Regions from separate parts of the Homo sapiens genome. Here region 2 is linked to region 1. Evidence: read pairs that join two places in POLR2A ChIA-PET (ENCODE). Cell type or tissue: CD4-positive, alpha-beta T cell. All regions are shown on one strand. Region 1 holds the start of CBFA2T2 (CBFA2/RUNX1 partner transcriptional co-repressor 2). Region 2 overlaps CBFA2T2 (CBFA2/RUNX1 partner transcriptional co-repressor 2).

Region 1 (2,500 bases):
GGAACACTAGATAAATACTGGAATGGCTAAATGGAAGTAAGAATAACAATTAGATCATGGAGCAGGACTAACAGACAACAAAACAAAATCTTAACACGGCTAGAGCCTAATTTCGGACTTTTCCGAGTGCGGTGCACACTGGATCAGATTAATAAAGGACGATTACAATAATGACAGTTTTCACAATTGTGTGTGTGCCACGGTCGGTGTCAAGCGTTTTACTGGCCTCACAAAACCCAAGAACCCTGGGGGAGGGAGGGAACCCGCTCCACATCCCCATTTTGCAGATGGGGGAACTGAGGCACCGGGAGAGCCAAGGTCACTACCTAAATGGGGAAGCCTGGATGTGAACCCAGGTAGCCAACTACTGAGCCTGCGCTCAAACAGGCCCTCCGAGGGGCCATTCTCATCTCCTCCAACCCTCAACATCGGGCGGGTGTAGTATTTCCCCAGGAGCCGGACTTCGTGGCCCCAGCGCTGGGACAACAAAATGATTCTTGCCCGCCGGCAAGTCCCATGGACGCCGGCCCGGCCTAAGTTCCGAGGCCGCGGGCCCCACAATTTCCCTCACACCGTGAGCCCCGAGCTCTTCGGGCGGCGCAGGAAGCGACGGGGTGGCCTCAGGAGCCCGGGAAGGCCCGCCCCGCTGCGTGACCTTGGATCCGCCGCCCCGCTTCGGGCCTCAGTTTCCACTCCCGGCCTCGCGCCCGGGGCACTCGGAATCACCGCGCCTGCGGAGCCGCAGGCCCTCACACGCCCCCCTCGGCCGCCCGCATTCACGCCCCACTTACGCTGGAAGGCGGCCGCTCCAGGGACGCCTACCATCGCCGAGCGCCGCCGCCGCGCGCCGCCCGCCTCTACCCGCGACACGGGTCCCTCGCAGGCGCCGCCCGCCTCGACCCGCGGCCCGGGTCCCTCGCAGGCGTCGCCGCGAGATCTGCAGCCGCCGAGCTAACCAGACACCACCACCGCTGCTGTCGCCGTCGCCGCCGCCGCCGCCGCCGTTAGGCCGCGCCCCGCCCCGCCCCCGGCTGGCCCCGCCCCGCCCGCCGGGCACGCCCCCGCCGCGCGCTCTCGCCGCCAGGCCAACGCACGCGGAAGCCCGGCCCCAAGACCAGCTCCCATTAAGCACCGCCCCCTAACCTGACCCGCCCCTTCCGCGGGAACCGACCGCCGAATCCCGGCGCAGCCTGCTTCTCAGACCTGCCCCCTCGGCGTCACGCGCGCCCGTCACGCGCACGGCCCACTTTCTAGCTCCAGACTTCCCGGTGTAGCCAGGGCAGTGGCCCAGGCTCGGGGGCCGAGTGCTAGGGGGAGGGATTACAACGAGTGGCAACGTCTCACCTGAGTTCTCCAGGTACAGGCCTGATGGCTTTTGCGCATGCCTTTGAGCGAGCCCCCTGGCTCAAAGTGTTTTTGGCCTGAAGTATTCTAAATGCCTAAAATTTCATCATCGTAATTTTAATAACTGTTGGCCGGGCGTGGTGGCCCACGCCTGTAATCCTAGTACTTTGGGAGGCCAAAGGAGAGTCACTTGAGCTCAGGAGTTTGAGACTAGCGTCTCTATTAAAAAAATAAATAAATAAAAATAAAAAATAGACCAGGCACGGTGGCTCAGGCCTATAATCCTAACACTTTGGGAGGCCGAGGAGGGTGGATTACCTGAGGTCAGAACTTCGAGGCTAGTCTGGCCAATGTGGCGAAACGCTGTCTCTACTAAAAATACAAAACTTAGAGCCGGGCGCAGTGGCTCAAGCCTGTAATCCTAGCACTTTGGGAGGCCGAGGCGGGAGGATCACGAGGTCAGGAGTTTGAAGACCAGTCTGGCCTATAAGGTGAAACCCTATCTCTACTAAAAAAATAAATAAATAAAAATACAAAAATTAGCCTGGTGCGGTGGCGCGTGCCTTTAGTCCCAGCTACTCGGGAGGCTGGGGCAGGAGAATCACTTGAATCCGGGAGGGGGAGGTTGCAGTGAGCCGAGATCGGAGCCATTGCACTCCAGCCTGAGCAAAAAGAGCAAAACTCCGTATCAAAAAAACAAAACAAGGCCAGGAGCTGTGGCTCACCCCTGTAATCCCAGCACTTTGGGACGCCGAAGCTGGCAGATCACAGCTCAGGATTTGGAGACCAGCCTGACCAACGTGGTGAAACCCCGTCTGTACTAAAAATACAAAAATTAGCTGGACTTGGTTTCACAAGCCTGTAATCCCAGCTAATCAGGAGGCTGAGACAGGAGAATTGCTTGAACCCCGGAGGCGGAGGTTGCACCGAGCCAAGATCACGACACTGCACTCCCACCTGGGTGACAGAGCGAGACTCCCTCTCAAAAAACAAAACAAAACAAAACAAAAAAATTAGCTGGGCGCGGTGGCGGGTGTCCATAATCCCAGCTACTCGGGAGGCTGAGGCAGGAGAGTCGCTTGAACCTGGGAGGCAGAGGTTGCAGTGAACCGAAATCGCGCCACTACACTCTAGCCTGGGCAACAGAGGGAAGCTC
Region 2 (2,500 bases), 110 kb before region 1:
TTTCATCAAAGTATCATTAAGAATACAGGTACAATGAAGGTGAGAACAAGTATATTATGTGTAACAAAGAATATATTAACATTTAAGAGACTGCACACAGATCTCGCCCCAGAACTTAACTGAGACAGATACAGTGGCTACAGCACCTTAAGCCAGGAAAGAGTTAATATAAAATTTTCATTACTCCCTCAATTTAAGACCATCTCTTAGCTGAAACAGAATATACAGTAAATATAAAAAGCTGTATGCAGCAAAAGATGAGATGAAAAGGTCAGTTTGGCAAAACAGCCAAATTCCAGACCAGCTAGAGATTTATATTCTTGAATAGTCAAAGGTAGGCTATTGTGGAAGAAAGAAAACTGGGCATGAAACTGTGACTGTGAATCCTGATTTTTCTGCCAATTTATCAGCTACTGTGGAACCCTGGACAAGTCATGCCAGAGCCTTGGTTTCTTCATTTGTAAAACAGAGGAAGGGAGGTGTTAAAAGGCAAATAAAGTAACAGATTAAAAAGTGCTGTAGGCCAGGCATGGTGGTTCACGTCTGTAATCCCAGCACTTTGGGAGGCTGAGGCAGGTGGATCGAGTCAGCTCAGAAGTACAAGACCAGCCTGGCCAACATGGCAAAACCTGATCTCTACAAAACATACAAAAATTTAGCTGGGAGTGGTGGCGTACACCTATAGTCCCAGCTCCTTGGGAGGATTGCCTGAGCCTGGGAGGCAGAGGTTGTAGTGAGCCGAGATTGTGCCACTGCACTTCAGCCTGGGTGACAGAGCAAGGCCCGCTCTCAAAAAAAATAAATTAAAAAAAAAATGAAAATTAAAAAACAAGTACCGTATAAGATTTTTAAGCTAGGCACAGTGGCTCATGCCTGTAATCCCAGCACTTTGGGAGGCCGAGGTGGGCGGATCACAAGGTCAAGAGATCGAGACCATCCTGGCCAACGTGGTGAAACCCCGTCTCTACTAAAAATAGAAAAATCAGCTGGGCATGGTGGTGTGCGCCTGTAGTCCCAGCTACTCAGGAGGCTGAGACTGGAGAATCACATGAACCCAGGAGGCAGAGGTTGCAGTGAGCCGGGATTGGGCCACTGCACTCCAGCCTGGGCAACAAAGTGAGACTCCGACTCAAAAAAAAAATTTTTTCAAGTGTAAGATATTATTAGACAGCTATCCACCAGAAATGCATTAAGAATCATTACAGCACTACGTGCTGAGGGTCTCTTCCAATGCTAATTATTTCAACATTTAAAGATATATTGTAATTGCCAAGTCTGTTGATAACCTTAATGCAAGTTAAAAACAGTAGCAACACAGCTGACCTGAAAATGTAAATAGGGAAAAAATGAAATATGGATTGTTGCTTCCCAGCTCCAGCAAATATTTATTTAGAATAATATAGTTATCTACTCCAACTGCACACCATCTGTTTCAGGTCTCCACCAGCTTAGTATTTCTCACATGAACAGAAAAGACTTAAATTAAATTTGATTAGCATCTTGCCTTTGTATGGAAGCCACCCCTACCACAATCAAAATCGACTGAATCCCAACCACTTAAAGGTGTGTCACATTACTGCCTGGGCCACACATACGCAGCCAAAGTCAGAGAACTCAGAGAATCTGAGACTGATGGAGAATCAGCTAACTTTAGTCTTCTTGGCCAAAAATAAACCTCACTTTTTTTTCGGGAGACAGGGAAAAACGCTATCAATTTCTCACACAGCTAGTTAATGGCTTTCCTACGATTCAAAAAGCCAGGTCTCTTGGGTTCCAGCATTTGATACATCTGTGCTAAATGTCTGCGGAACACAGAACCTTCTAGAGGAAATCTAGCAGTAGGCCGGGCTCGGTGGCTCACACCTGTAATCCCAGCACTTTGGGAGGCCGAGGCAGGAGGATCACGAGGTCAAGAGATCGAGACCATTCCGGCTAACACAGTGAAACCCTGTCTCTACTAAAAACATAAAAATTAGACAGGTGTGGTGGCAGACGCCTGTAGTCCCAGCTACTCGGGAGGCTGAGGCAAGAGAATTGCTCCAACCCAGGAGGCAGAGGTTGCAGTGAGCCGAGGTTGCGCCACTGCACTCCAGCCTGGGCAACAGAGTGAGACTCCGTCTCAAAAAAAAAGAAAAGAAAGAAATATAGCAGTAAATTCTGACAGTCCAGCTCTTAAATATGTCACAGTATGTCATGTCTCCCATCTCTATTGCTAGAATTTAGCCACTGTCATCTCTCACCTGGACTGCTTCATCTGCCTCCTAACTATTCTTTCTGCTTCTGCTTTTAACCCCTTCAGTCCATTCATCACGTAGTATCCAAAGTGCTGATTTAAAACCTAAAACAGATCTTCCCACAGACCTGAACTCTTCTAATGGCTTCCTATTGCTCTTACAATAAAACATAAACTTACCTTGGCTTGAATGCCATGATCTACTCAGCAGTTCTCAAAATATGGTCCTGGGACCGTTGGGGGCCCTGGAGACCCTTTGGGATATGT

What was found. Peaks named below come from ENCODE experiments on the same cell type or tissue, not always from the same donor. Only the 100,000 strongest peaks of a DNase experiment are listed, where the experiment ranks them.
Region 2: POLR2A ChIA-PET joins it to region 1 with 10 read pairs; 9 of 35 experiments call an interaction of 5 or more read pairs at or near these places.

What each region holds. Positions count from the first base shown.
Region 1 is chr20:33,488,593-33,491,092 of GRCh38, reverse strand. CBFA2T2 (CBFA2/RUNX1 partner transcriptional co-repressor 2) reads right to left here and starts at 997. Exons shown (of 11, transcript NM_001032999.3): 1 at 792-997. The coding sequence starts at 825. RefSeq lists silencers at 678-957, 968-1,187 and an enhancer at 1,282-1,830. In CD4-positive, alpha-beta T cell, no CTCF peak of the experiment used is centred here; a DNase peak (open chromatin) is centred at 1,172; H3K4me3 peaks cover 1,622 bases; H3K27ac peaks cover 1,041 bases.
Region 2 is chr20:33,593,861-33,596,360 of GRCh38, reverse strand. The region is part of intron 1 of CBFA2T2 (CBFA2/RUNX1 partner transcriptional co-repressor 2); the gene reads right to left. Among named protein-coding and RNA genes, the nearest start is that of C20orf144, 67 kb to the left of the region's middle. In CD4-positive, alpha-beta T cell, no CTCF peak of the experiment used is centred here; no DNase peak of the experiment used is centred here.